Regions from separate parts of the Homo sapiens genome. Here regions 1 and 2 are each linked to region 3. The links are chromatin loops, found by intact Hi-C in ENCODE. Cell type or tissue: B cell. All regions are shown on one strand. Region 1 overlaps DNTT (DNA nucleotidylexotransferase). Region 2 overlaps CC2D2B (coiled-coil and C2 domain containing 2B). Region 3 overlaps BLNK (B cell linker).

What was found. Hi-C counts contacts between places; a loop is a spot of excess contacts. Peaks named below come from ENCODE experiments on the same cell type or tissue, not always from the same donor. Only the 100,000 strongest peaks of a DNase experiment are listed, where the experiment ranks them.
Region 1: it touches region 3 in a loop (12-fold over the local background); 14 of 110 quality-filtered maps call a loop at or near these places.
Region 2: a loop joins it to region 3, with 7 times the contacts of the local background. A loop is called at or near these places in 16 of 110 quality-filtered maps.

What each region holds. Positions count from the first base shown.
Region 1 is chr10:96,337,087-96,345,086 of GRCh38, forward strand. It overlaps DNTT (DNA nucleotidylexotransferase), which reads left to right. Exons shown (of 11, transcript NM_004088.4): 11 at 1,052-1,478. The coding sequence ends at 1,138. It overlaps OPALIN (oligodendrocytic myelin paranodal and inner loop protein), which reads right to left. Exons shown (of 6, transcript NM_033207.5): 6 at 6,135-8,000. Among named protein-coding and RNA genes, the nearest start is that of OPALIN, 18 kb to the right of the region's middle. RefSeq lists an enhancer at 7,786-8,000. In B cell, CTCF peaks have their summits at 3,388 (motif pointing left) and 3,589; DNase peaks (open chromatin) are centred at 3,405 and 7,285.
Region 2 is chr10:96,014,341-96,022,340 of GRCh38, forward strand. It overlaps CC2D2B (coiled-coil and C2 domain containing 2B), which reads left to right. Exons shown (of 35, transcript NM_001349008.3): 30 at 1,861-1,974; 31 at 4,863-4,997; 32 at 5,362-5,484. The region is part of intron 2 of ENTPD1-AS1 (ENTPD1 antisense RNA 1); the gene reads right to left. Among named protein-coding and RNA genes, the nearest start is that of CCNJ, 25 kb to the right of the region's middle. In B cell, CTCF peaks have their summits at 3,026 (motif pointing right) and 3,226; a DNase peak (open chromatin) is centred at 3,081.
Region 3 is chr10:96,226,147-96,234,146 of GRCh38, forward strand. It overlaps BLNK (B cell linker), which reads right to left. Exons shown (of 17, transcript NM_013314.4): 4 at 4,648-4,688; 5 at 1,264-1,420. LOC124902487 (a long non-coding RNA gene) reads right to left here. Exons shown (of 3, transcript XR_007062255.1): 2 at 6,239-8,000; 3 at 5,588-6,135. Among named protein-coding and RNA genes, the nearest start is that of BLNK, 41 kb to the right of the region's middle. RefSeq lists an enhancer at 3,770-3,829. In B cell, a CTCF peak has its summit at 3,602 (motif pointing right); DNase peaks (open chromatin) are centred at 3,575 and 4,505; H3K27ac peaks cover 4,330 bases.

The sequences.
Region 1 (8,000 bases), 110 kb after region 3:
CTGCAATGTCGAAGCGTTCAGGGGCAGCCGAATATGGGTGCTCAGGCAGGCTTCCCTCAGTATTGCCTTTATTCTCAGGCAGGTTTCCCCATAAGTCCCACTCTTCCAGCTACTTCAACAGAGAAGAGCCTGTTTCCTAATAGTTCCCCCAAGAATCCTACCTGATGCTCATTGGCCAGGCCTGGGTCATGTGCCTATCCCTGAACCCATTACTGTGGCTCTGATTGGCCAGACTTGGGTCATGTGCTGCTTCTTGGAATTGGGAGCAGCTGCACCTAACCCTCCTGGACTGAGAGTCAAGAGGAGTGGTTTCCCATAGAAAAATCCAGGTGCTGCTCACAGAAGAGGGGGCTGTGGATGCTGGCAGGAAAGCCTCGGATGCTAAGCATGTGGGTGAAGGCAGATTCACATAGTACAATGAAGGAACACTTACAAATTAATACATTCTAAATAGTTCAATGTAAGCAAGTACCTTCTATGTGCCTAGCACCGTGCTATGTACAAGAAGGGATGGAGGAGAAGAGCTGCTTGGTCTTAAAGAGATCACAGAGTGGGATCCTGCTGGGGTTAGAGGCAAGCATGGAAAGCTAAGGAAAACCCAACACATACAAGTATCCTATAATTACCAGCAGTACAAAATTATAACTGCATGTTAGAATTACCCAGTGCGTTCAGATAGATTGATTATAAGATCTCTCCTGAGCTTCTGATTTCACTGGACTGGGGTATGGCTCAAGCTTCAATGTTTATTTTTTAAACTCCATCAGGTTGTTCTAATAAACAGCTGTGGTTCAGAACTACAGCCCGTAGGAAAAATATCCAAATGGCTTTTGCTGAATATGTTAAAGCTGTTATGATTTTACTTTAATTCATTTAGTACCATGTTTTGGAAAGTCAGTTAAAATGACTTTTTATACTCAGAAGCAGGGAATTATGTTTGGGCTGTAATTCATTCTGACAAGGCAATTTTATAAGTAACACTTTCACTGTGTCCACACCATGGTGCTTATGAAAAATATCTGAATGCACATATTTCTTGTTATGTTTTCAGAGGATATTCCTCAAAGCAGAAAGTGAAGAAGAAATTTTTGCGCATCTGGGATTGGATTATATTGAACCGTGGGAAAGAAATGCCTAGGAAAGTGTTGTCAACATTTTTTTCCTATTCTTTTCAAGTTAAATAAATTATGCTTCATATTAGTAAAAGATGCCATAGGAGAGTTTGGGGTTATTTAGGTCTTATTGAAATGCAGATTGCTACTAGAAATAAATAACTTTGGAAACATGGGAAGGTGCCACTGGTAATGGGTAAGGTTCTAATAGGCCATGTTTATGACTGTTGCATAGAATTCACAATGCATTTTTCAAGAGAAATGATGTTGTCACTGGTGGCTCATTCAGGGAAGCTCATCAAAGCCCACTTTGTTCGCAGTGTAGCTGAAATACTGTCTATCTCTAATAAAAACAGGAGGAAACAAGATGATGGAATCTGTTTTTCTTCACTCAAATATTATAAACTATTTTAAAACACAAGTGTAACCAAGTGGAAGAATAAAGAGCTTACAGTTTGTCTTAAGGGGACAAACAGGTTTAATTAGAAGATGCAGAGATTCCAGAGGGGATTTGGGTCCGTTCTGGAGCTTGTGGAGGAGGGGTGCTGCCTCTGGACTGGCTCAGCTCGGCTCAGTGCCTGCTCCTTCCCGGCCATCATACAGCTGGTTCCCTAAGCATCCCAGCACAGGACCACATAAAGGATGTATTCTCCCTGCCATCGTGCTGAAGGAAAGACAATGTCCTAAACCATCAAAGAAATATCTCCCTCTTTTTTCCATCTTGGAGCTTCTGTCTACACCTTATGGCTCAGTCTCTCTCAGGAAGTCAGTCTCTCTTGGCTTCTTATCTGAGGGCACCCAAGGGAAGGGAGGGAGCCCTGGCTGAGGGAAATTTTGGAACTCCCAGGCTCCAGACCCATTCTTTCCTCCTGCCTCCTCCAGGAGGCATAGACCCTTTGCCTTGAAGGGAGTTAACAGGTCATCTGTTCCAGCTGCTTCCGTGTCTTCAGCCTGCTAAAGAGCTGGGAGGCCCATGACGACCGTTTTCCCTTCCTTCCAGTCCCTCTGGGAAGAGGATATTGGGAGATACAATACCTTTTGGCTATTGTGACTAATGCTGCTGTGAACATTGGCCTACAAGTATCTGTTTGAGTCCCTGCTTTCAATCCTTTTGGTAGGGACCTAGTAATAAAATTGCTAGATTCAATGGCTATTCTATACTATGTTTAACTCTTTGTGGAACCACTGTACTGTTTTCCATAACAACTGCACCGTATTACATTCTTAACCAACAGTGCGCAAGCGTTCCAATTTCTCCACATCCTCAACACTTGTTATCTTCTGCATTATCTGTTTTATAATAGCTGTCTTAATGGGTGTGAAGTGGCGGGTGAAAACTTTTGCCCATCCTGGAACCCAAAGACAGTCCAGGCTGAAACTAACACACTGAAAGGGCCTCAGATGGTGTGTGTGCCTGTCACATCTTGAGTTGATGGCTAAAAAAAGCTGGGGACAACAAGAGGGTGGACAGCAGCCACCCCCACTGGCCTCAAATCCCAAAATCCACAAAGTATTCTAGTCTTTTCTGCTGCCCAGTGTTTCCCAGTTATGACATTCAAGATTATTCTAGGTAGTAAGTAGATGAATATTTTCATACTGATATAATCAATAAATATTTATTGGGTGCTTACCATGTCAGTCATTTTTCTAGGCACAGGGCATAGAAAAGATAACAAAACTGTCAAAAATCTCTGCCTGTATGATTATAAGCATAAAGCTTATGTTCTAGAAAGGTGTTTATTTGTGTTCGAAAGGTGTTAAGAAAATGGTTCCTTATTGATGGTAGTGATATAAAGCTTCCTTTTTGGAATAGGTTTATTTATATAAGAAAAGCGACTCAAGGTCAGGGAAATCATTTAGGAAATATTACCAGTGAAATGGGGGAGTGGCAAGAATGAGGAGAGAGGGACGCAGGTGGCTGACATTTGGGAAATGTGCAGGTGGCCTTGTCGCCTTCACTGAGCAACTCCCCAGCCCTGTTCTCTGGAGGTCCCCACCACACAATAGCCCCAGGAGGTCCATGCCAGAGGAGTTTCCCCATCAGAGAACCTCACAGATTCTAAATGCTACTTTCCTTATTTGAAAAGGCCTGTTGGAGATTCCACAAATGCCATGTCTTTTTTTTCTTTTTTGCTGTAAGCCAGAATTTTTATCAGTTCTGGACATGTTTTTTTTTTTTTTTTTTTTTTTTTTTTGCCGTAGGCCAGAATTTTTTTCAATTATTGTGGTGACTAGTTACCAGAACTCAGCCTTCGCCTGTGCCTCCTACTTTGGCAGCAGAGCGCCCTCTGATGGCTGACAGAAGAATCCTTGGAGGCAAGCACAGTATGATATAGCAGATCAAGTAGGAAGCAGATTATCTGTTAAAAACATTGGAACTATATGTAAGAAGCCATGGATCACCGATGCTCTATTTGTTCACTTTTTTCCCAGCCTTTTAAATCTGTGTTTTATTTGGGGTAGTTTTTATTGCTGTATCTTCAAGTTTACTAATCTTTTCTTCTGCAATGTCTAGTTTCATTAAACCTCTCCAGTATTTTATCTCACACATTATAGTTTTCATCTTTAGATGTATGATTTAGTTTTTAAAAACTATCTTCCATGCTTCTATTTAACATATTCAATTTTTCCTCTAGCTTATTAAATACATGGAATATAGTGTAACTGTTTCAATGTCCTTGTCTACTAATGATATCATCTGTGTCAATTTTGAGTCAGTTTCTATTAACTGAGTATTCTCCTCATTATGGGTCACATTTTCCTCCCTCTTTGCAAGCTTGGTAATTTTATATTGGATTCTAGACATTGTGAACATTGTGAATTTTTTCCTGGATATTTTTGTATTCCTGTTAATATTCTTAAACTTTGTTCCAGGATGTGGTTAATTTACTTGGAAACAGTTTGATGTGTCCTCATCTTGCTTTTGAGCTTTGTTAGGCAGGACTCATCTTACTTTTGAGCTTTGTTAGGCAGCACTAACGTAGTCTAATCCAGGGTTAATATTCTTCCCCACTACTGAGGCAATACTTTTCTCAGTGTTCTGCCTGATGCCTGGTGAATTATGGTGTTTTCTACTCTGGCTGTTTGGGAACAGGCACGGTTTGTGGCCTCCCACTGAGAGGCCTGGCCCATTAGAGCTTAGGGTATTGTTCCCTCTAATCCCTTTGTGTGGTTCTTTCTCCAGCCTTGGGTAGTTTTCTCACATGCATATGCTGATCAATGGAATAATCAAGAGGTCTCCTCTGTCTCTGTGCAACTCTTTCTCCAGTACTCTGCCCTGCAAATTCTATTCACCTTGGCCTCCATGGACTTCCAGCTCTATCTCACTAACAGCATGTGCAAAAGCCATGTGGTGCAAGGACCATGGTGTCAGAGAAAAGGCCCACGTGGCAGGAGGGCCATGGCATAAAATGAGCAGAGAGAAAGCTCTTGCAGCTGGAGGTTCCCACGTGTCTGAGTTGCAGAGAGAAAGCCTATGTTTGTGGACAGACCATGGCATCTGAAGGGCAGAGAGGAGGCCTAAGTGGTTGGGGAATAGAAACTAGAAGAGGTGGGACACAAGACTAGGCTTTCCCCAGCTCTCAAAACAAAGACCCATATCCTTACCTTGGCTTTCATAAGTGGGTAATCCCTGGCCAGGTGAGTCAACAGTAATCAGTGTTTGACTCTTCATGACAAAATCAGTCACATTTATGGTAGAATTTTGTCAACATGGTTTGTTCTCGCTCACAATCAAATCTTTCAAATCATTTTAGCCTGGAAATGAAAGTCTATGATAAACTGATTCTCTTTCATTATAAATCAGATTTTAAGCCCCAGGTTACACTCACCCTGTCCTCCAGAGGCCCCCTTCAGTTTTAGAAATAGTTCTACAGCCTATTGGACAAACTCGGCCAACTTCCAAAATGTTCCCCAGTCTCACCTGTCCAGTTTTAGTATTTTTCACCCCTTAACTTATTGGAGTTCAGGTAGCCTCTCTATAGGATGGAGGAGAGAGGTTTTTTTCTGAGTTTTACTTGGAGGTACAGCACTTTAATGTATGCCCTGACATAACCAGACATTTCAGCCATTTGGAATTCTCAGAGGATTGAAGTGCTATGCCCATTTCTCCTTCTCCTCTAACTTCAGGTAAAGGAAAAAGAAGAGTATAGATTCTTATCTTATTTGAGCCCAAGAGAGATAGTTTTATGTCTTTGAGCTTAGAGGCAAAGCACCTGTATAAAAGCTTTCCTGATATTATTTCCTTGGATGGAGATTCACATTCAATTGGGTAGAGAAACGTTTCCACAAACACCCAGTTTAGCATTTTCATTATGCCCCCAACATTGTCTTAGGACCTGGCAGATTGTCTGACATTGGAAGGAAGCCAGTGCACATTTGTTAAATCAATTCACGCATTAAGCAATAATTCTCATCAAGATGGTGGGAGGGCAAAGGTTATATGACTTCACAATCTTTCAAAAATTAGTTATCACTTTTTGGTCTTCAATTAACATCGCAATGTTGCAGGGAAAAACGCCTTAAGCAAAACTAATAATTGTTATTTCTTGGCAAAATAAAGAAGAAGTGAGTATCTGTCTCCACCAGCAAAGTCAGGAACTGAGAAGAATCATAGAGGGTATAGAAGGCTGTGCTGATGGGAGTGAGGAACAGGCAGGCAGAAGGAGTGCTTTGCAGGGTTTGGGGAAAATCAAAGTAGAATGTTTGGACTGGATGGATGTAACTTTATAGATAAACCAATTCAAACACCAGATGATACAGGAGGAAATGAGACCCACACACATCGTGCAACCTGACTAAGGTCACTTAACTTACCAGCAGCCCTGGGTTAGGGAAGCAGAGCTTCTGACTTTGGGTCTCATCATTTTGCTTACCACACAGAGCTGCCCTCCATGAAAGACTGAATGTCTTCTAGCCTGGCAGAGAAAGTGCCAATATCGGGAATATCCCTGGGATAATCTTGGTTCCAGGGACAGAGCCAATGTTCTCTAATATAGGCAAAGAAAAGCCACAAACATTTTGTAGGTTCATAAGAATGGCCATTTTACTTTTCACTTCATTCCAACATAAGTTCTTGTGTATCATAGCAGAAGTAAATGACAGAAATGCTGAACCTTTCTAGTTTAATAGAAACAATGTTTAAATATTCTAAGCCGTGGATTATAAGTAGAATTAAAATAAGTGATCCAAAACACAAGTCATCCCTCACTTTATAGCTACATGGCTTAGTCACATGCATATTTCAATCCAGCCTTACAACCACCCCATGGGCTAAAAGGATGGAGGATGAGAACTGCTGTCTCCACTTTACAAGTACAGAACTGAGGCTCTGGATGATCAACAATCGGCCCAAGGGCTGACACCTATAAGTATCAAAGCCAAGGCCACGGCTGAGTTCTCAGTAAATCCAAGGTCCTTCATGACATGTAGGAGAAGTACAAGCACCAGGATGACTGGGAATGTCTGTTTAAAAATGGCTAAATCTGCTTGTTTAAGGTAATTAGATCCAGAGGACTTGGCACAAAACTGAGTTTCAAAAGGGGCTTTGAAGAGCAGGTATTGACATGTGGCAGAGATTGGGTTCATAGAACATGTTCTTGGTTATTCAGGGAAGAGGGGCATGTTTCTGAGTAATCAGAAGCCCTGTGTGAGAAAGGAATATTTTCTAGGATATCTGTGTGGCTCATGGAGCTGCTGGATGAACTTAAGATGCCCTGGACCCAGGCCTTCCCACTGGGAGGCCTGGCCTGCTAGAGGGCAATGGCTATACATGGGGGAACCAGGCTGCCTGGAAGCCTCCTCATGGGAGTGAAAGTGAAAGCCTGTCCCAAGCTGGCTGAATGGCAGGCACGTTGCTCCTTGGCCCATTCCTGTGGTCCTGTCTCCATCCCCTTGGGTCCTCTTGATTTTTCTTTCTGCCAAACAGCTTTCCCCTAGATATCCAAGGACTTGGTTCTTTTCTCCAAGTAGACTTGGTTCTACTCCACAGAGTAGATACAGCCCTCATTTCTAATAATCTTTTGGAAAAACTCTTGCCTTCCCCGCGGCCCCCCATCTTTACTTTCAACACACACACAGTCCGTCGCAGAACTGCCCTCCTTAAATACTCTCTGATTACAGACACAAGTAGGAGCAATGAATGATGTGTCTCCTAGGCCAGGTGTGTGGTAGGGTAGCTGACACATGTTAGAAGGAAGTCTGCCCAAAGACACAGAGGAAATGAAACTCATATTGAAGGCAAAAGAAGAGTACAGAAGAAAAAAAAAAAAGGCTGGGGATGGATTGGAAAATGGGAAGAGGAGTTACTGGGATAAGAGAAAGCTGGAGGGTGGCCTCTCCTGGAGTAATCCACCCAAAATAAGGCAACCTGGTTATAGTTTGCCCAATAGGCTCAATGGGCCAACACCACTTGAAGTAGCCTCTCCTTTTCCATTTGGCCTCCTTGGAGACAGTCCTCAGCAAGCTGAAGCGGCAATGCTATGCGTGGGCTTAAGGGCTCTTGTTTAATCTGAAGCCTTTAAAAAATAAAATAAAAGAAGTTGTAACTTTAACAACTATCCCTAAAGCACAAAAGTTAAAGTTATTTGAGGAACTGCCATCAGAGGTATCATAATGTCTTACTTTAAAAATTAAGCAAAATGTTTCATTGTAAAGACAAAGTGTTGTTTTAATATGAAACATGAATTTCCATCAACATTAACATCTTTAAGGTTAAATGTAACACCACCAGTCTCTGTATTTGGAATTCGGAACTTGTAAGAAACTGCCTTTTCCTGATTCATATGAGGACACGATCACACCTAGATTGGAAGATTCACATACTACCAGCAACACCTAGAATCATCTTTAGATAACAATTTGGATCATAGGCCATGGAGAAAGTTTGTC
Region 2 (8,000 bases), 210 kb before region 3:
AAACTTTTAGTAATAAATTATTTGTTGTTTATCTGAAATTCAAATCTAACTGGGCATCCTATAACTTCTTTTCAAGTCTGGCAACCCTAAGTAGAGTATTTAGAGTATTTCTTCCATTTCAGCTTAAATCATGTTTGTGTCATAAACCATGAGTGTATGACTGATTCAGTTTTACAAGAAAAGAATTATTTTCTCTCACCTAACACACAGTCTTTGGAGTAAAACAAACAAACAACCTTGGTTCAAAATCCTAGTTCAAAGACTTAGTAGATGTGCGACCTAAGATAAGTTAACTTCTTTGGACCTCAATTTCCTTATCTATGTCATACAGGAGTTTTAAAAAGACTAAATGTAGTAACATGCAAAGCATCTGGACCTCAGGAAAACTTAGTTCCCTACTGTCATCCTCTCCCTACTCCTCTTATAAAATCCAGAACCTCCTTGACCTGACAATGAAGACTATTGTTATTCTGCCCTTAGCTCACCTGTTCACACTGTTCTTTCAGAAGGGCCTCCTTAACTATCCTCCCTAACCCCCATCCTTCACCATCAGGTTCAGCCAATGCACACTGATAGGGCCATATCAGTTGTTAAAACATTGCAATGCTTCCATAATGATTGGTAAATAGTCATTGCCATGAGCTCTATAGCTCCCCACCCCTTATCCCCACCTCCCTGGCCCCCACAGCCCCTTCTCAGGGACTGTATTGAACTGGAGAGTGCATGCCACATCATTTTTTTTTTAAATGGAGTCTCGCTCTGTCGCCAGGCTGGAGTGCAGTGGCACGATCTCGACTCACTGCAACCTCTAACTCCCTAGTTCAAGCAATTCTCCTGCCTCAGCCTCCTGAGTAGCTGGAATTACAGGCACGCACCACCAGGCCCAGCTAATTTTTTTTTTTTTTTTTTTTGTATTTTAGCAGAGATGGGGTTTCACCATGTTGGCCAGGATGGTCTCAATCTCCTGACCTCGTGATCTGGCCGCCTCAGCCTCCCAAAGTGCTGGGATTACAAGCATGAGCCACCGCGCCTGGCCATACACCTCATTTAAATGGTGTAGCCACTAGTCAGCAACAGATTGTTGCCATCTGAGCATTTGGACCCAAGTCTTTGCTAGAGTTTGTTTTTGTTTTTTTTTTCAACAAAATCCAGAAATCCAGAGTTTTCTAAGAAAATGTTCTCTCTTTTTTTGACATTCTGGGAGCCAAACAAAACACACCTGTAGACTAGAACTAAGTCATAGACCACCAGTTGGCTACTTCTGCTATACTTTTTCTCCCCTGCTATATTGCTGTGCTTTACTGGGCACTCTCTATTTGATCTGTTACACCCTGCTCAGCTGTTCAGCTCTTTGAGTTGAAGACGTTTCAGTCACTTTTCCTGATTAACATCCAACTCAGATTTCTTCCTTTCTTTGAGTTGACAGTACTATATTGGTACAGGACAGAATGTAGCTCCACAGCCCAAAGGATCACTTCCTACAAACACTATATGATTCCCTATCAGATAAGGTTCCTCGAAATACCAGTCCATATGTCCCTGCTTGCCCAGGGCACTTTAATATTTGTCCTAAACAAAAACATCCCATTTTGGGTATAAATTGTCTGGTCACTCTATACAATATCTACATTAAGTGTTCTATAATAAAGGTGGCCCCAATGCTCCAAGTCAATGTTCTCTTCCTCTAATGCCCTAGCAAAGCTGGAGCTGTCTGCTCTGCTGTCAACTTAGCAACTTGGTAAAAATAAATGTGTTTGGAACTGGAGTGAGTACAGGTGCTCCGCATCAGTTGGATGCTTGCGTTACTCAACTTTCCCGCACTTTTCTTTTTTTGTTCCTATTGCTTTTGTTTTGTCTTAGCACTGCATCAGTTTAGCTATCGGAAATAAGGAGGAGCATGCCATCCTTCTCTGTAATTTCTTTCTGTATTTTGGAAAGAAGGCACTGGTCCTCTTGGGAACGTCAGTGTTAGAAGTAAGTGCTGGAGTTCATATTGAAATAATGTAAGCAAAAGGAAATCAGATTTCAGCTGCAAGTTTAGAAGACTTCAAACCCAGGTTTCCATCTCTTCACAAACTAATTTGGAATTTCATGGGCAAGCAATGATTAGTTAAGAGGATAATGTTGGTTCATCAAAATTTTTACAATGTAAAGACTGATTTCCTTTTGCTTTTCTCCCCTGTAAAAGAGTACTAAAAATAGTGCTACATCATAGGGTTACTGGGAATATTAAATTACTTAGTACATATTAAGTGACTGAGAGCAGCACCTGGACTCAATAAAGGTGGTGGTGATGGTGGTGGTAATGTAGTAATAGTTATAGTGTAGTTGTGGCAGCTGTTATCCATCGTTACCACCATGATCATCATATGGTTTTTGTTTTTATTTTTGTTTTTTGAGATGGAGTTTCGCTCTTGCTGCCCAGGCTGGAGGGCAATAGCGTGATCTCGCCTCACTACAACCTCTGCCTCCCGCGTTCTAGTGATTTTTCTGCCTCAACCTCCCGAGTAGCTGGGATTACAGGCACCCACCACGCCCGGCTAATTTTTTGTATTTTTAGTAGAGATGGGGTTTCATCATGTTGGCCAGGCTGGTCTTGACTCCTGACCTCAGGTGATCCACCCGCCTTGGTCTCCCAAAGTGCTGGGATTACAGGCATGAGCCACTGTGCCCAGCCCATCATATGTTTCTAATAAGTGTATTTTAAGATCTGTAAAAAAAACACTTCTCCTCATGCTCCATTGCTGAGGTTTTAATCTTATAAGAAGTGAGCCAGGAATTAATGTTTCCCTATCTGAAATGTTTACAGCTTAATTTATATGCTTCTTCTACATTTGTACCACCAGAAAGCTATCATTTCTGAACTGTTTCTAGCCCTACCATGAGTATCTTGCTAAGTGTCAGTATTTACAGTCTTGCCTTATGGTTTTTGTCATGATGATTTATTTCCCTGTATCCTCTCGGCATTGTTTATTATTTCATTGCCAAGCTTGTTAACTATTAATAGAAGTTCATTCCCTCTATATGATCTCCTGCCGTAGTTGTAAGTGCCACTAGATGGCAGTAAACAGTCAACAATATTTTGGCAACTATTAGCGTTAGTACCTGTGGACCAACACTGCAGGAGGTAGCCCTGCACAGTTTCACCTCAGCCATGGGGTTAAGGTAAAGCCTCCTCTTTACTATAAAGATGATGAGCACAGTGACCAAGAGCAAGGGCTGTGAAGTCGAGGAGAGCAGGCTGCACAGCGTAGTTTTAATAATATGGGTTTGGGGGACAGTCAGACACAGGTTTAAAATGCAGCAATTGCTGAGCATGGTGGCTCATGCCTATGATCCCAGCACTTTGGGAGGCTGAGGAGGGAGGATTGCTTGAGCTCAGGAGTTCAAGATCAGCCTGGATAACACAGGGAGACCCCACCTCTATAAATAAATAAATAAATAAATAAATAAGCCAGGCATACTGACACATACCTGTGGTCCCACATACTTAGACTGAGGAGGGAAGATCGCTTGAGCCTGGGAGGTCGAGGCTGCAGTGAGCTATAATGGCACCACTGCACTCCAACCTGGGCAACAGAGCAAGACCCTGTCACACACACAGACAAAAAACCCAGCAATGCCACTAACTGTATGATCTCAGCCTTGTTTACTTCTCTGAGCCTCAGTTACCTCCTCATGAGACAGGAGTAATGCCACTCACAGGCTCTTTTGACAAGGCTCTTAACCTCTGATTCTTTATATGAAAGATGGGCATAATAACCCTTCCTCCCAGAATTTGGAGTGAATGAAAGTGACAAAGTTAGTGTTAATTCTTAGCATAATATCTGATGCACATAAATACTCAATAAATTAAATAGTCTCATTATTATTATTACCTAAAAATTTTTATTCTTTGGTAGGATAGGCTTACACTACAAAAAGTCTTATCTTTCAGAGCAAAATAATAACAACATAATAACTACTTTTTATTCCTCAGACTGGTTTCCTGCATACTTCCCTTTAGCTTCTAATTGCAAATCTTGTTCCCAAATTTAATTTAATGGCTTTTTAACTTTACTTGGTTTTGTCAGAGCCTTAAGCCAGTTTCCATTTCCTATCTCTGCCTGGTGTTCACCCTCAGTCTCCAAATATATTCTAACCAAAGCAGGGATAGTCCATATAGCATCTTGTATGAATTAGACAAAAGTGCCCTACCTCAAAACACTGCAGTACTATCTGTTGGGAAACCCTTGTAATGCACTGATTTGTTAAAACAGCAGCTGTGTTGCCATCGGGGCACACTCTGCAGGACCATACATGACAGCACTGGCTCACAAGTTGTTTCATCTGAATCCTCATGCTAACCTGGGGCTGAGGATTTCTGGAGCTTTGGTTTGTTTTTTCTTTTTCTTTCTTTTTTTTTTTTTTATTTCAAAGAAAATGTAAAAGCCCTCAAAAAGGCTTTTATTTATTTTTGTTGTTTGTTTGTTATTGAGACAGGATCTCACTCTGTCACCCAAGCTATAGGGCAGTGGCATTATCACAGCTTATTGCAGTCTCAACTCCTCAGGCTCAAGCGATCCTCCCACCTTAGCCTCCCAAGTAGCTGGGACTACAGGTGTGTGTGCCGCTGTGCCCAGCAAATTAAAAAAAAAATTTTTTGTGATAGATACAGGGTTTCCTTATGTTGCCCAGGCTGGTCTCAAACTCCTGGGCTCAAGTGATCCTCCCACCTCAGCCTCCCAAAGAGCCGGGATTACAGGTATAAGCCACCACACTCCACTAAAAAAGGCTTTAAAAATTAGAATCATCACAGTATAATTTCCATATATAGAAATTATTTAAATCCACCAAAAATTACTTTCTTTTTTCTCATACAGGGGCATGTGGCTTATGTAGTAACTCAAGAAACTAATGAATATTTGCTTTGGAATCCATCAACTGGCCAATGTTATAAGCAGTTTGACCCGTTTTGTCCCTTAAAAAGTGTAGATTGTTTGTTTGATGATAGAAATGTAAGTATATGGGGAAAAAAAATCTTGAGTTATCTCCTCTAGAGTCACCCTGGCTACACACTAGAATCACCTGGGGAACTTTAAATATAGATAGTCTATCAGATTCCCTAGGGCATGGGGCCGGGGCAATCTTTTATCACTAAAGCTCCTCCAGGTGATTGTGTAGTGCCTTCAAGGATGAGAACCGTTGAGGTAGTCTAATGATCATGAAACCCTAGAATCTCTTTATCTCCTGCCTCAGAACCCCGCTGGGATTCTGCCACTTCATTGAGTAGTAAGACTGTAAAATTTTGCTCCTTCCTTACCAACAATGGGCCTTGTGTTCCTATGGACCTACACTAATGTTATATTAATGTTTTCATAGGTCTGGTTTAATATTCAACAAAATAATACACCAATGGCTGTATTTTTTGACTATTCAAAGGAAAGTTTCTGGAAGCAGTTGCTTCCAAAAAACGTTCAAGGAACAAAAATACAAAGCATACAGGTAAATCATATTTTCCCAGGGGTGTCTGTATGAGAGTTACCATTGCTTCTAATCTTTACTAATTGTGACAGCTCTTATTATGTTTTATAGTTGGTTGGTTACTGAAATATTTGGCAATATTAATTTAAAAACTAGTTTTCTCTGCCATCCAGCTCACAGGCTCTTTCCCCTACTTGCAGAAAAAATAAATTGAGAAGAAAGTGACATCTTAAATGCAAATTTAGATGCTAAAATAGAATTTAAAATTTTTTCACCATAAAACATAACATATAATGTTCAAGATGTGTAGTAAGTTCTAACTCTGACCTAGCCCTCCTGCGCCATATCTATGGTAAGGATCAAGTAGAAAAATTGACAAAAAGCTTTCTGGACTCCCAACCATGATAGTTGTCTCACGGAATAGAAACAGGACAGAAACACTAGCAGTGAGTAGGCTGGAGCAGGGATGGCAGCAAGATCTGAAAATGCTTCATGAAAGCCAGAGAACCAGAGCAAGCATCACTTTTTAAAGACAGGGACTGTGGTGGGGCTACTTTACTTCCCTGTTTTTGAAAGGAGATGGGAAGGAAAGCTATAGACTCACTGTCTGGGGCTCAGGGTACAGGAGACCAAGAAGTAACTCAATCACTACATGGGTTGGCTAATGGATCTGTGATGTACTCAGTATTACTTTGGGAAGGCACTAGAAATACCATGTCAACAGCTGTTTCTGGATTGAGGGCCAAGCTGTGCAGGGTGTCAGCAATTGCACAGTCCACAAATGAGGAGACAGGAGCCCAGAGGGAGGGAGGGAGAGAGAGAGAAAGGATAAGAGAGAGCAAAAGAACAATAGAAAAATTAGGCAAAAGACAATTCATAGAAGCAGTAACTTACATGCTAAACCTCACTCATAATCAAGTAAATACAATTTAAAACAATAAAACAATTGCTGGACATGGTGGCTTATGCCTGTAATCCCAACACTTGGGGCGGTCAAGCCATGAGGATCACTTGAGGCCAGGAGTTCGAGACCAGCCTGGGCAGCAGAGCAAGACCCTGTCTCTAAAAATAAAAACAAAAGAACTACCCGGGCATGGTGATGATGCGCAAGTGTAGTCCCAGCTACTCAGGACGCTTAGGTGAGAGGACTGTTTGAGCCCAGGAGGTTGAGGTTACAGTGAGCTATGATCGCACCACTGCACTCCAGCCTAGGAGCCTACTGCAAGACCTTTTCTCTAAGATAAATAAACAACTAAAACAATAAAATTATTTCACATGCATAAAATTGGCAAAAAAAAATGTGTGATCATACTGAGTGTTGTCAAAGAGGCAGAGAAGTGGTGGAAGCACACATTTCTGTAAATGCTTTGGAAAACAATATGTTGATAATACCTGGTAAAGGTGAAGATGCTCAACCTTTGATGTGCCAATTCAAACTTCTCAGTATATACCCCAGAGGAACATTCACGGGGAGACAAGTACAACAACATTCATTAGAGAATTGCTTGAAATAACAAAAATTTGAAACAGTTCATCAACTAGAAATCAGTACATGAGTTGTGAAGTACTTATACAATGAAATCTTCTGTACAGCAGTAAAAGATGAATGAACTGAGCCAATTTACAGTTGTTCCCAATTTGACTGTCAGTGCATTACATCACAATCTCTGAGGGTGGAACCCACATGCCAGGAGCTTTGAAGGTTCCCCAGTTGATGCCAATGTGCAGCCGAGGTTGAGAATCACTGGCCAAGAGTCATGCATATCTACATGAAAGAATATAAAAAATGTAATGCTGAGCAAAATAAAAAGACATGAAATGACACATACAGTACAAAACCATTTATGTGGAGTTTGAAAGCTGTATATGGTTTATGTATACATAGATATGTGGTGATGTAGAAAAGCATTCATGGGAATGATAAATACCAAATTCAGATTAGAGGTTACTTTTGGGGAGAGAAAAAAAAGGAATGAGATCAAGGAGCAGTATACAGAGTACTTCAAGTCTGTCTGTAGTATCTTACTTATTTTTTAAAAGTCTAAAACAAATATGGAAGAATGCAAAGATCAGATGTAGCTAGGTGGTAGGTATGCTAGGTGGATGTTCATTACATTATTCTCTATGTTTGCCTGTATAGATTCAAGGCAATTCACACTATCAAAAAGAATGCATGGTGGCTGTGGGGGAAGAAATCAAAGAGGGCCCAAGTGTATAAAGTGATGGATTTCTGGCTGGGTGCGGTGGCTCACGCCTGTAATCCCAGCACTTTGGGAGGCTGAGGCAGGTGGATCACTTGAGGTCTGGAGTTTGAGACCAGCCTGGCCAACATGATGAAATCCCGTCTCTACTGAAAATACAAAAAAATTTAGCTGAATGTGGTGGTGCACACCTGTAATCCCAGTTACTCAGGAGGCTGAGGCAGGAGAATCACTTGAGCCCAGAGTGGCAGAGGTTGCAGTGAGCTGAAATTGCACCACTGCACTCCAGTCTGGGCAACAGAATGAGACTCTGTCAAAGAAAAAAAAAAGTGATGG
Region 3 (8,000 bases):
TCAGTTCACTCCTCTGACCTCTTTCAGGATTATCGAGGAGGTTAAGTAGACCCCCAGGGGAAAGCACTAAACTGTAAATTAGAAGATCTCTGGGAGTATGTGCATCTTGAGTGCAGCTGAATGCTCAGTGCTTAGCATAGTTCTGGTGCATGGCAGGTGCTCAAAAGATCAACTGTGGCAACCCAGTAAGCCCAGCTGGCCTTCACTTTACTTTCATTCAGTGAAGCAAGGAGCAGTGCCTGGTACACTGTAAGGAGGGGGTTAATGGCAGTGAGATATTACATGTAGAGCCGGTCCATACAAATGCTGGCATCGCCATGACCATCACAGACATACTTGCTCTCTGAACCTTTGGGGAACTTAGTCACCTGCCAAGACTGGAACAAAGATGGGCATTAAAATGCATACTTGGGGCCAGGCGCAGTGGCTTATGCCTGTAATCCCAGCACTTTGGGAGGCCGAGGCGGTTGTATCACTTGAGGTCAGGAGTTTGAGACCAGCCTGGCCAACATGAGGAAATCCTGTCTCTACTAAAAATACAAAAGTTAGCCAGGCGTGGTGGTGGGTGCCTGTGGACCCAGCTACTCGGGAGGCTGAGGCAGGAGGCTGGACCCAGGAGGCAGAGGTTGCAGTGAAGCGAGTTCATGCCACTGCACTCCAGCCTGGGTGACAGAGTGAGACTCTGTCGCAAAAAAACAAAACAAAACAAAAAAAAAAACAGACCCAAGCTGTGTCCATTTAACCCATGAGGCTTATTCCAGGCTTGGGGCTCCTGAGCACCTGTATCCCCTGGTAAAACCGCATAGTCTGGACTAGGCATGGGAGGAAGGTGAGGCAGACACTGGGATCCTCGAAGGTCATTGTTTTGTACAGACTTCTTAAGAGAAATCCCAGAACCTTGAGCACACGAAGCCCTAAAAGTGGGACTAATCTCAGGGTTGCTTTCCCTTGGAGTGTTGGGAGGGAGCACAACCATCAGGGTATGCTGGGTTTGTTGTTTGTTTGTTTGTTTGTTTGTTTGTTTATGCCTGCTTTCAATGTTCCCAATCTAGGAAAGACGCCTCTTCCCCTGGAATGGGAAAGCCCTACAGCTTGGGATCCTTTACCTCGGAGCCCAGATCCCCTGCTTGGAGGTGGCGGGAGCGGGCGGCTGGCAGAGGCCCTCAAGCAGCAGCCAGGTTTGTCCCCACCCCGCAATCTTGGACACCCCCACCTCCCCATGGGCCTGGAAGGCCGAGTGCCCAGGTCTGCGGGGGACCTCACCTATATACTCGCCTCTGGCGAAGGGCAGGGCTGGGTGAACCGGCCTGGTTTCCTGCTCTACTGGAGGCGGCTCGTAGCTGTCATCAGCGTTCTCCTCGGCGGGCATCACGTACATCTCTGAGTCCGAGTGCTCATCTGGATTTTCATAGTCGCTGTCCTGCAAGTGCAGATGCAGACACTGTGCTCAGCATCCCCGTCTGTGCTGCCTGGCCGTCAGGACCATTCCTGCCTTGGGAGGCCAGAGCAGTGACAGGAGACAAGGCTTGGAGAGGTTGACTTCAAAAGGCTAGGCAGCCGATAAGAGGCAAAGCTGGGGTTTGAAGCAGGCCTTTCTGCCTCCAAAGTTTATCGTCTCCACCACTGCACTGTCCTTGGGGGACACAGGAACTACTTAACGCTAATGGGAGCTGACACTCTGTAGATCCACAACAAATAACAAGAGGAGATAATAAAACATATTTTTAAAAGATAGGAAAATGGCCCAATAAAATAGAATAACCAATGGGTTTTATCTATTATGAATGCTGATCACTGAAGAGAAAATAGGTTTAATACGAAGAGGGTGAGGAGACACACAGGGCCAGCTAGATATCTTTCAGATGAGATTTTTTAAAAATTTCAAGCAGAATTGGTAAGCTGCAGGGTCAAGGCTTCAAATGGACTCAGGGTTTGCTCTCTTTTTTTTCTTTTTTTTTTTTTCCTGTTTTTGAGATGGAGTCTCACTCTGTTGCCCAGACTGGAGTGCAGTGGCGCAATCTCAGCTCACTGCAGCCTCTGCCTCCTGGGTTCCAGCGATTCTCCTGCCCTAGTCTCCCAAGTAGCTGGGATTACAGGCATGCACCACCGTGCCTGGCTAATTTTTTTTTGAAACCGAGTCTTGCTTTGTCGCCCAGGCTAGAGTGCAGTGGCAGGATCTCAGCTCACTGCAACCTCTACTTCCTGGGTTCAAGTTATTCTCCTGTCTCAGTCTCTGGAGTAGCTGGGATTACAAATTGCACCACCACGCCCAGCTAATTTTTGTATTTTTAGTAAAGCTGGGGTTTCACCATGTTGGCCAGGCTGGTCTCAAACTCCTGACCTCAGGTGATCTGCCAGCCTCGGCCTCCCAAAGCGCTGAGATTACAGGCATGAGCCACTGCGCCTGGCCTGTTTTTTTAAAATCCACATTTCATTTAAGTCCACACTGAAAATACATTGTCACGGTCTGAAGTCCAAATGGCTTAGAAGGATATAAAGTGCAGTCTCCTTCTCAGCCTCTCTGCTTCTCACCGCAGAGGCAGAAAGAGTCACTAGGTTTCTTGTGCATGTTTTTCAGAGGTAGTTTATGTATATACCGTTTGTACATATATTCATGTGGAGGAAATATTTGACTCAGGACATAAGAGGTCCTCTGGCCTCTGTGTCCACCGCCCTCACACTCTGCCTATCACATTGCATGATCTGTACATGACTTTCCACTTGCTCTTTGGCCTGTCGCCTTTCATAAGCAATTTTATATAGCAGGATTTTTTTTCCTGTTGGTCTTTAAAAAAAAAGAATTGTAGGGGTACATAGTAGGTATATATATATATGGGGTATATGAGATATTTTGAAACAGGCATACAACGTGTAGTAATAACATCTGGGTAAATGGGGTATCCATCACTCAAGCATTCATTTTTTGTGTGTGTTATAAACATTCCAATTATATTCTTTTAGTTATTTTTAAATGCACAATAAATTATTGTTGACTGTAGTTACCCTGTTGTCAAACACTAGGTCTTATTCATCCTAACTATATTTTTGCACCCATTAACTGTCCCTGTTTCCCTCCCCCCACCTGCTGCCCCCTCGACCACCCTTCCCAGCCTCTGGTAAACATCATTCTACTGTCCGTCTTTATGAGTTCAAGTGTTTTAATTTTTAGCTCCTACAAATGAATGAGAACATATAGCAGGATTTTTGTTTAAAATCAAGAAATTCTGGAGGCTTTATTAACAAGCCTGGATTTCATTCTGCGTGCAGTGGGGATCCATCTACTGAAGTCAAAAGAGCTGTGAGTGAATGCTTACTCAGTCTTTAGTACAGCTGGTATCTTCATTTTGGTTGTCTGATTTTGGGGCAAGTAATTCCTTCCTCTCCAGGCTGATTTTATTTTGTGCTTTCTAAGTTCCCTTGTGTGCTCTTTTTCATCCAGCCAGCTTGCTCAGTTTTCTTCTCTTACCTCTGCATGTGGACCAAGCAATTTCTTTGCTTTACATGTGGCTGTGTGTGTGTGTGTGTGTGTGTGTGTGTGTGTTCGTGTGTGCACGCGCGTGCGCAGCCAGCAGGGGGCGCAGCTGCAGTGCATCTCAGGGAGCTGCGGCTGCTGGGCCCCAGGAGGAGCTCCATGACCAAGAGATGGGCAGAAAAGTCACCCCTTCCCCTCATTTTTCTTTTCTTTTTCTGCAGTTGAAGAAGGAGGAACTCCTGTCTTCTGAGACTCTGTATAAACTCCAGGTAGTGTGCACAGCCCAGGGCTGGGCACAGGACTGGAGGTCTGAGTCCTGGGTTCTCATTCCACTGAACTGGGTGATTTTCATTCTCTTGGCCTCAGTTTTCTTATCTGTGAAATGGGTATGTGGTTGTATGGAAGGCTTCTTGGATCCCTTCCAGATCTAAAACTCACAGGTTGGAGCAGGCTAACATTCTGGATGAATTTGATATAAGTGAGGAATAATTATTGTGAAGAAAAGTTTTTAGGATGTCAGGCCTTGCACATTTCAGAGCTACCTCAAAGAGATAATTCTGATACAACATCCCCAGTGTCATCATGGCCAGGTCCCTCTCTCTGTGGCTCCGGAGCTCTGCTAATGTTCTCTTGATCACAGCAAGCACCTTGGTGGCAAAGAGCCTGGTCCTGAGATCTGAGGGCCTGGGTCTGAATTGTGGAACTGCAAGTGACTGAAACTTTCTAGACCTTGGTCCTGGAGGCCCCCTGATGTGCCAGACACTTATTCTTTAGTTGTTGGTTCGTTTAGGGCTCCTGGGCAGGGGTCAGGCAGTGATGGGCACTGGGGAGTTTAGGGCAGAGGCATTTGCTAACTGATATGGAAACATTTAAACATTTTTACACCTGTTTTGGATGTGCTGGTGAGTACTCTGAACACCAGCACTGAAGTTGGGCATAAGAACACCTACCTCAAAGGTTTAAATGAGGTTATGTGTGGAAAGCTCTTAGCCAGGCGCACACTGAGTGCCAGTCAAGTCAGCTGGTATGCAGTATGCCTTGCCTGTAGGTGACCTTTCCAAGTCTTCCCTCTTGGGACGTGCGGCTGACCACCAGCATGTAATTCAGAAATAAGATCTTCAAAAGGCCTCCCATGGGACCCTGATGCCCTCCTGGTCCCAGGAGCAAATACTTACAAAGTCATCGGACCACTGCTCCTCTTCGTCAGCAGGGCTCTCTGCAACAGCAGGGGAGAAGCAGAAGGCACAAGTGTGAGCCTCAGCTGGCCAGCCCCAGCCCATCCACACACATTTCGCACCTGCCTTCCCTTCCCTTTGGGCTTTCTGGTGCCATATACTTGACCTTGGGTTAGTTACTACAATCATATGTTCACTTGCTTTTGACTTTTTAAAAAATATTAATTCTCAAAGCATAGAGAGAAGTCCCACTGGGCAGAGCAATGTGCGTCTGATCCATGTGTGGGCTTTGTTAAGGGACATTTCTGGGTCCCCCAGTAGAGACCTACAATTCATACTATGTGGCTTCTAAGGACTTCAGAGGATGGCGTAGTAGGAACAGCACAGGACAGGGAATCAGACAGACCTAAGTTCTTATCCAGGCTCTGTTCCGAATGCGTTGGAGTGTGGGCAAGACCTCTAACATCTCTGAGCCTCGGTTTCCAGATCTATACAATGAGGGGATCATTTCTGTGATCATCTCTGGCTCTAACTTTGACTTTTCTTGTTAAAAAAAAATTATCCAATGTCTTAGTATGTGCCAGGCAATATTATCAGAGCTTTGCCGTCTTTTAGCCCTCTCAAAGACGCTGTGAGGGGCTGGGCGTTGGGGCTTATGCCTGTAATCCCAGCACTGTAGTCCCAGCACTTTGAGAGGCCAAGGCAGGAGGGTTGCTTGAGCCCAGGAGTTCAAGACCAGTCTGGACAACATGGCAAGGCCCCATCTCTACAAAAAATAAAATAATTAGCTGGGTGTGGTGGTCCATATCTGTAGTTCCAGCTACTTAGCAGGCTGAGATGGGAGGATTGCTTGAGCCCAGGGGGTCGAGGCTGCAGTGAGCTGTGATTGTGCCATTGCACTCTAGCTGGGATGACAGAGTAAGACCCTGTCTCAAAAAAAAAAAAAAAAAAAAAAATCACCTAAACCTTGTGAGGAAACTGAGGCCTAGAGCAGATAAGTCACATGCCCAAGGTCAGATAGTGTAATAAATGGCAGAGCCAGGAGTTGAACCCTACAGGTTGCCTTCCACGGGCATGCGCTGAGCCCCCACATGGTGCTGCCTCGCTCCAGGGGCAGGAGGTGCCGTCCTGGGCTCTGCATGGGCATAGAAAAATGGATATGACAGGTTGTGGCCCTTAAGTAGTTTATGAGCTTGTAGAATAAAATAAGTCTGAATTATGACAGCCCAGGCGAATATTTGACCCCTTTCCCTCCAAAACACATTTAGAGTATGAGAAACTTAGCATCTAGCCTATCACATAAACTGACCTTAGAGGTTAAATGGGATTCACTCTGCTGTGTAGGAATCAAGCAGACACAGGCCCATGTGGCAGAGTGGCTCCATGACAGCACCACAGAGGGTCCCAGCTCCCTCCTGCCCCGCTGAGCAGCCACTGCCACAGAGGATCCAGTGGATGTTCCTAAATTTCCCAGAACCTCAACAGAACCTTTTCTAGTTTTATTTTTATGTTTTTGCTATTCCCCGCTGAGTAGCCACTGCCACAGAGGACCCAGTGGATGTTCCTAAATTTCCCAGAACCTCAACAGAACATTTTCTAGTTTTATTTTTATGTTTTTGCTATTTCTACCCCTGCCACAGCAGACCACCGGACTCCAGAGAGTCAAACATTTGGGGTCTCCAGAGGCACCAGCAAGGAATTGCAGAGGTGAAATGGGGTCAGGAAGGATACTGTGGGATCGGAGTGGCCACATTTTAAGCAATGGCGGCAGCAGCACCCTCTTTTGGGAAAAACATGATAGGTGCTAAGAAAGAGCCTCACTCTACAAGCCAAACATGGGTCACACTTTGACGTGAACAGAAAAGAATTCTTACATTATTCTTTGGGTTGACTAATGCTGAATTAGAGTGTACTGCAATCACTGGGGTTGGCCAAGAAACTCTAGAAGATTGGGTGAATAAATCCTCTTCCCAATATGATTACCTGGCACAATGGGGGAGTATGTTTCTTTTTCTTTTCTAGTCTTTTTTTTTTTTTTTGAGACAGAGTCTCACTGTGTTGCCCAGGTGGGAGTGCAGTGGCACAATCATGGCTTACTGCAGCCTCAACCTCCTTGGTGCAAGCGATCCTGCTACCTCAGCCTCCTGAGTAACTGGCACGTGCCACCATGCCCAGCTAACTTTTGTATTTTTTGTAGAGATGGGGTTTTGCCATGTTGCCCAGGCTGGTCTTGAACTCCTGGGTTCAAATGACTCACCTGCCTCTGCCTTCAAAAGTGCTGGGATTACAGGCATAAGCCACTGCATCTGGTCAATGTGTTTCTAATACCTTAAGTCTGGGGATCACTGAAGATCAACACTTAAGATGGCAAGAGTTTTTGTAACAACCATTTAAATAGAAACCCTTATAAAATGCCTTTATGAAACCCACTTCCCTGCCTGGATAACTGCATTTGCTCCACCCTTTCTCAGTGAGTGGGGGCCTATTTTATGATCAGTCACTGGTGAAAGTAGTGCATTAGCCATCTAACTAGTGTCCCTGTCTCCATTATCTTTCTTCTCCAATCCATCCATCCTACCGTTTGTAGTTATTTTATTAAAATAAAGTTTGGATTATGCTGTTCCTTTCCTTAAGAGTCATCAGTGACTCCCTATGGAATCAAGTAGAGGTTCTGTGGCAACACATTCCAATGCCTCTGCCTTCTGTCCCACCACCGACTTCTTGCGGCAGGCTCCCACGCTCACTAACAGTAACACCAGACAGCTTCCTCCTCCCGTTGTGCACTTTGCTGATTCTCTGCTCTGCTCGTGCCGTTCCTGCAGCCCATCTTCTTTCTTCCATGGAAATCCCTATCACTCCTCCTCCACAAAGTCTACCACAGTCTCTTGTCATAATCAATCACTTCTTTTTCTGGGCCCTCTTGGAAGCTGGTGGCACCGTGATGTCACATGTACTTCGTTCTGTCCTGTGCTGTGATTAAGTTGTTCATGTCTCTCTGTACTGAAAATAAGGCCTATCTAATTTATCTTTGCATCTGGACAGAATTTTGCATTTGTAATTAATGTATTAATAAATGTGTGAACTAATAAATGACTCAAACAAAGGAACATTAGGATAGCAACAATAGATTCCATTTACTGAACACTTCCTATGTGCTGGGTGCCAGGCTAAGTGTTATAAAAGTGTATTCTTATAACAGCACTATGTGGTAGGTGTTATTTTTATCTCTATTTTACAGTGGAGAAACTTGGTTTTGAAAGAGGTTGTAAAACCTGCCTGAGGCTACTTGGCTAGTGAGTTTGGGAGCTGGGTTGGAAGCCAGGCTGTGTTGGCTCCTGCAGCTGAAATCTCAT